2 separate regions of the Homo sapiens genome follow, and region 1 is linked to region 2. The links are chromatin loops, found by intact Hi-C in ENCODE. Cell type or tissue: endothelial cell of umbilical vein. All regions are shown on one strand. Each heading gives the region's core, and the rest is flanking DNA. Links, peaks and the distances in the headings are about the cores only. Region 1 has its middle 73 kb from the start of MIR10524. Region 2 has its middle 100 kb from the start of MIR10524.

Region 1 (5,396 bases), core at 161-5,160, 180 kb before region 2:
GCAACTTGGGCTGAAAGCTCCAAGAAGTCAAGATATTAGTAATATTTTATACAAATAGGAAGAAAAAGCCTGAAGGCTTGGAAAAATATTATTTTTGAACTGCTACAAATTTAGCATACAGAAATAGAATAAAATATAGCCACCTAGCTCCAAAGAGATAGAAATATATTGAAATAAAGTTAGAAAATGACAGAAAAAAAATGAGAGGATATCGGAAAATATCTAGCCGTCTCTACTATATCTACAAAAAAACTTGATTTACTGATAATTTTAATGAATAGGAAAATATATTAGTATAATGATGACTGCCAACTAGAGGTATTATTTGCTATAATAATAATAATCAGTTATTGGGTGTTTAAAACATTTAATGGGAGTAATGAAATGCGTGGTATGTATCCATTAATCATAATAAAGAGAACCAGAAGTCTATTTTTTTTAAAAAAATTCATTTTAAGTTCCAGGATGCATGTGCAGGATGTGCAGGTTTGTTACACAGGTAAACGTGTGCCATGGTGGTTTGCTGCACCTATCAACTCATCACCTAGGTATTAAGCCCTACATGCATTAGCTATTTATCATGATGTTCTCCCTCCCCCTGCCCCACTGACAGGCCCCGGTGCATGTTGTTCCCCCTCCTGTGTCCATGTGTTCTCATTGTTCAGCTCCTACTTATGATTGAAAACGTGGTGTTTGAACCATAAGACTATTTTGATTGTCTTTAATTGTGTTTTACATTTGCGATGAAGAGAACAACTGTAAGACCGATAAAATTTCTTTTAAGTTGGTCTGTTGCACAGAAGACACCAGATTTTTTACTTTATAAATTTTGTTTAATACATAAAAGAACCCAATAGCTTTAGCTCATAAACATTTATTTCTTTATTTCCTCATTATGTCTTGTATTTGTTCCCCAAGCTTGGACTTTGTGAGTACTTTGTTTTGATACTAGTGAATAATACTTAATATAAAACATCTACCAGGAGAATGTTACCCCTCTGCAGACCCATGAAAATCTTGCCTCAAAGCAAAACTTTTTGAAAATATATTATTTTCTACTCTATTTCTGTTCGACAGAGCCTAAAATTATAGGCTGCAAAGTGTAGGAAATAAAGATCTGCCTCCATTCAAATATCTTATATGCATTTATTTACATAAATTTAAACTTTCTATTTATTTAAAAGAGAGCAAAGGTTTGGAAAGTAAAAATGCTAGGTTCTCCATTTCCTTTTAAATATACTCTGATTTTAATGGAAACTAGTGATAGAACATGATATTTCTGATATAACAGTAGTGACATATTCTGTGCTAAAATTTTGGGGAAAGATCATTAGCTTAATGGTTTATTTGCATTCTCTACATATCATCTACCCACAGAAACTTATTATTATAAACAGCTATTCCAACTTGGAAGGGGTATATGGAATTCATGAGAAAAAGATAAAAATGGAAATTGGTGTTGCATTCTATCATTAATTATTCAGGTTTTTATTTAGTTCCTACTATGTGTGAAGCACCATGTTAAGGTTGATTGGAGAAATAATAATGAAATAGATATAAAGCCTGAAATTGATCACACTTTAATTGGGAATTAGGGTAGGTGGAACTGGGAATTAGGGGGTGGGTGAGCAAAATCCAGTTTAGGCCTAATCTGTGTCTACACTGTGGCTTTTTGGAAGTGAGCTCATTTTATGAAGAAGACAGACTAACCTAGTAACAAGGTTGAACCTAGCGTAAATTACTTACCTGGTAATAAAATGTTTGGCAGGAGGAGAGCATTTCAATGTGACATAGATTAGTTTCTGGCTCAGTCTACTTTGTGCTCATGTCCATGGACAAGCCTTGTGTAGATGCCACATGCGATACCTCTAGGTAAAGTATTAGGGCCTGATAACTAACTTGGTGGCCCTATATCTGAGTGTAATACAAAAGAGCCTTAAAATACTCTCTTTTAGTTGGACATGGAACATCAGGCAGCAGGTACCTCAAGGGTTCCAAAGAGGATTCAGATGTTAGCTAGTGGGAAGCGCAGTAGCAGTGGTGGCACCAAAGATGAACATTATATATTAGGGCCAGCAAGGAGATGTTGCATGGTAGATGACTAGATTTGTTACTGGGACACTAAGAAACAATTAGTGGTGGTGGTGGTGGTAGTAGTGGTAGTGTTGTGTGCAATATTCTTTTGGGGATGAGTGCATATTCACAGAAAATTGTAATTATCTTAAAAGAGGCATGGATTGAATGCTATGGAAGTTCCATGAGTGGAGGAAGCACTAGCTGGGAGGACCAGTAAAAATCTCATGAAAAATATAGCATAGGAACGGGTCCTGGGTGATATGTAGAATTCAGATTTCAGAGATAATTTTATGCAGATGGAAAACCAGGCAATTTGATTCCAATGTGAAGAGGGTGCAATGGGAGAAAAGACCAAAGAGTTTCTTTAGGGAGCTGTTATAAAAGGAAGGAATTGTTAATATGGACAAACATCCTAGGAAGAAGAAAAGAACTAAAAAGAACTAAAACAAACAAAGATTCATCTGCAAGACACAGAGCAACTGGTGAGAACATTGAAGATTGAAGAGTGTGAAAAAGAGTACTCAATGTATTTTTGAAGGAAAGTCTAATGGCTTTTACTTATTATCAATCTGAGTAGTTATTTATCGAGTTTCATGATGGTAATGTGTACAATGTAGTTAGATGGCAACTGTAGATTGGGGCAAGAACCTAGGCCTCTACACCAATGTAATTCCTTCTATATGACACTATTTATTTAATTCCAGTGGTATATTAGATTTTTGTCATTCAGTAGCCATTGTCCCATTGTTTACACATAGTAAGGTGATGTTTTAGCACCCATCTTTAGAGTCATGATGACCTGGTAAATTTAATTGAATGCTGTTTTAAAGATAGCCACTAGAGGGCTTTGCTTTATTTAAATAAAGGGGCGTTACAACCTGAGATTACTGTCCTATTAACTCGAAATAATATTTTCTGAAGGGGTCCTAGTTTAGTATAAGGGAAACTTGTTTACACTCACAAGATTCAAGTTCTAATCTCAGTTCTGTCACTCGCTTGCCTTTGAATTTAGTTTTCCAGTGTATTATGTACCTCTTCTATTACATATATGCTATTCCCTACCCTATAAGGTGTGAATTCCATTAAATGACATACATACTTAATTTTACTGATTACCTGTTTTTTTTTAAAAAATAAACGATTTATCTTTTTTCTTTTTTAGCACACACACATATACACAGACACACAGAGACACACACACTTCACTTCATGCCTTCATTTTCATGATTTCAGTATTCTACTTCTTCCAACTAATATGTAGCCAACCATGCCACATAGCTGTCCAAGGACAAATTAGCATTAGAAATATGAGTCTCACAATCTAAAGGCGGCTTTCTCATGTTTCTCCTAGAGATAAAGGCTTCTTTATTAATTATTATCACTGAAAGTAAAACATTACCTTATTAATTTAAGTAGAGTCCAAGGTGAAGAGAAAGATTGCTCATATATTTCTAAACCTCTGCTTCCTCGTTCTACTACTCAAGTTTTCCAATGCGGGAAAATGAGCCCCGTCATTAGCAGGGTCAGGTACGACATTGAGCTGTGACTGAGGGCTGGAGTAGGAAAATGCTGTAATGATAACCGAGACCCTGCAGTCACCTTTCTTGAGTAATATGATCTCCTGTACTCTGCTGAGTGATTCCTCAGGCCACTTAGGGACTCTCAGGCTTCATCTGTATAGAGGATCTGTCATGCATTTACATCTAATATATGTGGCAGTGTGCTGCCCAGGTCCTCAGCTGCAGATGGGAACAATGGATACATTTCAGATTTGAAAAACAGAGAGTAGCGTCCTGATTGTTAGACCCAACTTTGTTTCTCTTCAGGAGATTTTGAAACAAATAAATGATTTGAACATAGCTAATTTATTCAAATGGAAAAGTAGTATCATTTTAGTGAATTTGACTATTGGACTTTTATTTTTATTTATTTCCTTCTGAAATAATTAAAAATACACACCATTTTATGCTTAAAATTACATTTTTGTATTTTAATCTGAGGCTACTACTCCTCATTAAACAGGTCAACTGAAAAGAAAATAGGTTGGTTCTAATTTTCTGAATTCTAAAATGTTTTATTCAACAACCACACTTCAATTCTAGCAAATGCCATTTTCTAAACAAAGTGATTTGTAGGGATAAGCTTTGCTGGAGGACATACTAGGGTTTCCTCAGACCAATATATGTGTCACCTTTACTTGATAATGATAACTAAAAAGATTTATCTCAAAACTCTGACCAACTCTTTCTAACTTCCACATCAATTAAACTTCCTAATTTGTTTCACTTTTAGTTCAATTGTAGATTCCATTTATATCTAGCTTAAGTGTGAATAATAAGGCAGATATATTTAATACTGAGAATTTAGCACTGAACTCTTTATGTCTAAAAAAGTTTTAGAGTCTTTCCTGATTATCTACCACACATCCAGCTTGATGCTAGGAAAATTTTGGATCGATGTGGATGCTGATCCAACTTTAGTTTTGTGGAGATTTTAATTCACAGTCACATCATCTTTAGCCGCTGATCAGTGATGACTTGGTTTCATTGCTAGTTGCAGTGTTCAGTTCAGCTCAGTAAGACATTATTTTAAAATGCTTGATTTTTCAAAAAATACTCAATTTTTAAAAAATACAGGCACTTTGTAAAGTGAATGTTCTCATCTAGCATGTAATTATGCCATATAGCTGTCAAATAGTACAACATTTAAGTGACTGTTTAATAGCATAGCAGCAATATACTATTATGCACTTCTTGCTTACCTTACAGTTAGAATGTAATTATTTATGTTTAAGGTGAAGAGCAGCACTTACTTTCATGCATAAACAGCTCCATAATGGGGTATACAGGAAGAGTTATTCCACTGTCACAGTCCTAATTGGCGTATGGCTCCTTTTTAAACCTGCAACCCAACACAGATCAATATGCCAACTAGGTTTCAAAGAAAATGAAGAGGTGGTCTAATTTCTCAGTTTCCTGATGTATTAACTAAATCTTAGAAATTCACCAATGTTAGTAGACTCTAAAAGCATTTGAAACTGTTATCTCTCTGTCTGTCTCTTTATGGCTTTATCATCTATCTGGTTATTTGATTTTATATTACTAATGGCGTATTTAACTTTAACAAAAGATGGACAGGCCTGAAACAGAAAGAAAATTATTTTCATTAGGGCAAGTGAGAGTGTAATAAAAATAAGTAAGAAATTTTAATGGAGCACCACGTATTTCCTTAATCAAACCAACTCCCAAGATACTCTGTAATATCAACATAAGACTTGGAAGGTGGTAATTGCTTATAGATTTCTTTTCCTTTCAACTTTC
Region 2 (5,396 bases), core at 169-5,168:
GGGTTTCCAATTTTTTCATTTTTGGATTCAGAGATTCTCGCCCTATCACCTGGACTGGAGTGCAGTCAATGGTGATAGTTCACTGCTGCATCCTCAAACTCCTGGCCTCAAGTTATCCTCCTGCCTCAGCCTCCTCAGTAGCTGGGACTACAAGAGCATATCACCACACCTGGCTAACGTGTTCCTATTTTTTTTTTTTTTTGTATAGATGGGGTCTCATTATGTTGTGCAGGCTGATCTTGAACTCATGACCTCAAGCTATCCTTTGGCCTCTGCCTCCCAAAGAGCTAAGATTACAAGTGTGAGCCACCACACCCTGCCACAGGATTGTAAAATTTAAGCCATTACTATTTGCTAAATTTTTTGTTACTCTTCTTTACTTCAAGTCTCTGTTTACGAACTTATTATATGAAACCTATCAGGGAGCCAATCCAGTCGGAAGTATTCAGTAAATGTTTATTGAAGAAATAAATGAATTAAATGAGTTATCTTTCTTAATTTTTAAATTTAACAAAAGTTTATCTGATCTCAAAATTCATGTCAAAGCAATTTACTTGTGAGAACAATTTAGAAAGCAAAAACATCTTTCACTACTTCTAATAGGGTATTTGTTACAGAAGCAATAGAAGGTCTAGAAGAGAAGATTTAAATGGAACAGTGTTAACCAATATTTTTTTAAGTTTGTTTATATGTACTTAACATTTTGGATACAACTTTATTTAAAAAATATTTTTCTATTACTGTTATGCAGATATATAATTTATTTTAATATTTATTTTGTATCTAGTAATATTTCTATATGCCTGAATTAATTTTAATATTTTGTGGAACTTTCCAGCTCTTCTAGTATGACATTAATAGTTCTTCAATTACTTCAAATTGTTTAACTAATTTTCAGCTCTTCAATGCTAGTGTGATTTTTAAAATAAAAATATTTTATTTTTTTTTTTTTGTTTTCATTGGTAGAGTTAATTTGAATGATTTAGTATGCCTTTACTGGAAACTTTCTCACATTTACATAATTTTTTATTAATTATAAATGTTCGGCAACTTATAGTTGTGTTTAGAAATTATTCCCCTTCATTTGGAGGACCTAGAAACATCATCACTCTATTATCTTTCCCAGTTTTAACTTTTTATTCAGTAGAATAAAACATGTTTTTAACAGAATATTTATTATGTTATCCTATTTCACTAGACTTTGATTTATTCTGTTTTCATTTCTACCTGTCTCTTCCTAATCTCTCAATCTTCATGCTATCAGCCTAACTTTCTGATTTTAGGATATGTATTATGTCTATGAAATACCAACAAATGAGGCACTTGTAGAAATATATGATGCAATATCACTCAGCATAATAACAGTCACAAATATATCCTCGTTTGGTGGTAGAAAATCCCTATTGGATTTTATATTGCTTCCATATTTTCTTATTGACACTCTAATCAGCGTTTTTATTTCTTGTTTCACTTACATTTAATACTGATACTTTTTTTGTCCTGATATATATTTGACATTTTCTTCCTTTAGTTTATTTTCCAAAATATATCAGCAATCCTTCAAATGTCATTTTATCATGCATCTGAGATCTCTGTATTGTCTCAAGAAATAGAGCTTTTTAGAAAGAACTGCATTAGCAAGTAATATATTAGAAAATTTCATTTTGATTGAAGTTTAGAGTATGTGTTCGTTCAAGAAGTATTAAAATAATGTAAATACAATTTAATTACTCTTATCATTGAGCTGTCCACAGCTAGCATTAAATAGAATTTAATTACTGTTATCATTCAGCTAATCCCAGCTACCCATTATTGGTCATATGATAAATCCAGAAAACAGTTTTTAAGTTAGCAATGATTTCTTCTGATGTCTCCTTTCTTCAGCTTATTAATCCATTCCCACATCAGACTTGACCTTGACATTGAGAAATGATGGACTAACTGCTATTATTTGCTGAAGTTTCTAAATTAAAAGTAGTAACAGCCTGGGAGGGGAAAGAGGGGAGAAAGCGAGAGAGAGAGAAACATGTTCCATCTATAGATTAAGATGCATTTAAAGAACTCTCTGAATATCTTCAGTACTTTAGAGAAGAGTTTATCTTGTTTAGAAGATTGTTTGATTGAATCACCTTTTAAGGAAAATTGTTTTGTGTAAAATATTTCCAACATGTAATACTGAATACCATTAACCCACAACCATCAATTGCTTGTTATACTTCATTTGGCTTCTCCGTTTTATTACCCAATATAATTGACTTAATCTTTATTTGTCTAATAAAAGGTACTCCTCCTTGGAGTCTTTAGGCTAATTTTAATGGCTACAGACCTGTTTTACTCATTAGAGACTGTAAAATACTTCTATTAATTTATTTACTACTTATTAAAATACCAAATCATAGCACAATTTGCCTTTTATGATTGAAATTCCATCACCTTTAGCTGAATTTTTAACATCAATGAACTGTGATTAGTCTGTTCTTATTGATGTTTGCACTCCCAGATTAGCTGCAATGTCCAAAACTGGGGAAAATTTAGCTAGGATCATGAGTGGATTGGCCTGGCTGTATTTTCTTCCTAAATTTCCTCAAGGTATGTATCATTGTGGACAATGGTCTTTTTCGTAATGGGCCACAGTGGATCATTCATTATTTGCACCACCAGGAATGGTGAGAAGGTGCAGTAGCAATTTCCTACAATGGTGACATGACAGTCAAAAATACCTCAAGTTGTCTAAAGAAGCGTCAAAATATTTCTCCCTAAATTCTGCGATTAGAATTAATTTCAATAACCTTCAATAGATTAACATATAAAATTAAAGTTTTGTTTAAGTTCAATTAAACTTTTTTCTGGGTGTTCTATGATTAATATAGATGGAAATAATTTATTTGGGCTGTTTGCCATACTTTCTTAAATTCAAAGTTTGTTTTAATCTCATATATTAAAAATACATGGAAAAATAAGAGTGCATGTCTTTTCTGAGTGAGACTTATTATATATAAGCCAAATGATAAATATATCCTGAAATCATCCATTACACAACTGCAAAGTAGGTTACTTCCTCTCCATTGGTAGAGGAAAATTTATAGCCATTTCTGTTCTCTCTAGGTCAGTGCTTCTGAGCCATGGGTGATTTTGCACCACCCAGTGGTCAATTGACAATTTCTGAAGACATTTTTGGTCTTTGTAAATAGGGGTGAGATGGTGCTGGCATTCAAGGAATAAAAACCAGAGATGGTGCTGAACATTCTGTAAGGCACAAGAAAGCCCTCAGCAAAATACCATTAGTGCTGAAGTTGAAAAATCCTTGTCTAGGTTCTTCAGCATTGTGTTGGGCAGATTGAAGACCTCTGAACTACTGAAGGCTGTTCGTAAGCTCCATTGGTTAAGTAGATGTTAGTGTATTGAACTAATGTACCAACTAACAGGCGTGGAATTTAACAAGTTTGCAATGTGATATATGGAGGGAGGAGAGTTAGCAGTTAGCATGTTTTCATTATCTGTGCTACAGTAGATGGTCCCCTGCAGCCAGCTAATAGTCACAGAAGATTTCAAGATAGAGAAAACCATGCAAAGTGGTAGAGATGATATTGAAGTCTGGGTCTGTTTAGACTTAAGGCTATGTACTTTGGACCGTCTTGTTGCTATAGTCTGTTCTTAGATATTTTTATTTATGGGTGTTTCTTGCATATGAACTGAAAATTTTTCCTGAAACTTATTTTCTCTCATATTTAAATATATGTATTTAAATGTACAAGTCAAGATTAACAGCTGTTCTGTTAATTTGTTCAAGCTCACTGCCAAATCTTATGCTACACATATGTGGGAAAGAATATATAAAAATATTGTAACAGAACTAAACATAACAGTGCTTTTTTAAAGATAAAAATGTTAAAATGGTTTCAAACAAGCAAATGAGAATAGCATCAGGTTATTTCTGCTCTCTCTTCTGAGAACAACTATGCCGTAAGTGGGGAAGACATAAGAAGCTTCCAAATACTAATTCAAAATCAAGTCTGACTTTCTGCTTAGAGTTACGCTGACTTCTACTCTGTGTTTTGACAGCTGAGTATCTTGACTCTAAAATCTAATTTTTTTTTAATTGGAAGTATCCTTGATTCCTAAGCTCAATTCCTCTAATGCTAGAACCCTGTGTGTTTGTGTATATTCATTACAGACCTTTTTCCTGACTGGATTTACATGCTACAGTCTTATATGCTGCTTTGGTTTCAGCATATTTGCTCTCATCTTTTTCTATCCTTGTAAAGTTTATATTTGCATTACAAGCAAAATTTTTATATTTGTATCTTCAGTGGCCTTTCCTTGGAATAACAATCCTTTATACTACTCTTCTGCTCTAAATACTTTTGGTATATCATGCACAAACACTTTTCCTATTCATAGTCTACTTTGACTATTTTGCCAGTAGAATATTTACCAAATGTGATCACGTACTGTGTCACAGAAAGCATCATGATGATTCCAAAAAGTAGAACTATAAGCCAGAGTCTCTGATTATCATAATTCAGTTAATCTCAAAATGAACAATTAAAAATTAGAAAAAATTAACCCCTTTAAAATTAAATTCCTGGACCAAAAATAAACTGAAAATTAAATTTAAAATTATATAAATATTAATGAAAATATGAGTAATTTGCATGGACACCAATGTCACATAGCTAAAGCTTGCACTTAGACTAAAATGTATGGCTTTAAAAGCTTTTAATTAAGAAAACAAGGATGGAAAGCAAATCAGTGATCACCTTAAGCAACTAGAAACATACCAAAAATAATGTACCTAAAGTAATTTTGGAGAATAAAATCAGTGAAAATAAAAGCTGAAATGAATCTAAAGTGAACAAATGAAAATTGTTGGCTAAACCATAAAAATAGTGATTCTCCTAAGAAAGACAATATTGCTGTGCTCTGAATGCTGGTGTCCTCTCCAAATTCATATATTGATACCTAATACCCAAGGTGATAATATTAAAAGGACCTTTAAAAGGTGATTAGGTCATGAGGGCTCTGCCCTGGTGAATGGGATAGTGCCCTTATAAAAGAGGTTTGAGGGAGACTTCTGGTCCCTTCCACCATGTGAGGACACAGCAAAAAGCACCATATTTGAAGTAGAGTGTAAACATTCACCAGACATGGAATCTGCTGATACCTTGATCTTGATCCCCATTTCCAAAACTATGAGCAATAAATTTCCATTGTTTACAAATTACTTAGTCTAAGATGTTTTGTTATAGCAATCTGAGTAGACTAAGATAAATATGAACAGGCATTTCACAAAAAATATACAGTTAAATATAAAGCTCACCACTAAGGGCAATACGAATGCAAATAATGAAGTATTATTTTTAATTCATTAGTTCAGCAAAACTTAAAATACACAC

Evidence for each region. Peaks named below come from ENCODE experiments on the same cell type or tissue, not always from the same donor. Only the 100,000 strongest peaks of a DNase experiment are listed, where the experiment ranks them.
Region 1: it touches region 2 in a loop (7-fold over the local background); 5 of 110 quality-filtered maps call a loop at or near these places.

What each region holds. Positions count from the first base shown.
Region 1 is chr6:78,609,621-78,615,016 of GRCh38, reverse strand. No RefSeq gene overlaps it. Among named protein-coding and RNA genes, the nearest start is that of MIR10524, 73 kb to the right of the region's middle. In endothelial cell of umbilical vein, for the core only: a CTCF peak has its summit at 2,917 (motif pointing right); no DNase peak of the experiment used is centred there.
Region 2 is chr6:78,434,272-78,439,667 of GRCh38, reverse strand. No RefSeq gene overlaps it. Among named protein-coding and RNA genes, the nearest start is that of MIR10524, 100 kb to the left of the region's middle. In endothelial cell of umbilical vein, for the core only: a CTCF peak has its summit at 3,140 (motif pointing left); no DNase peak of the experiment used is centred there.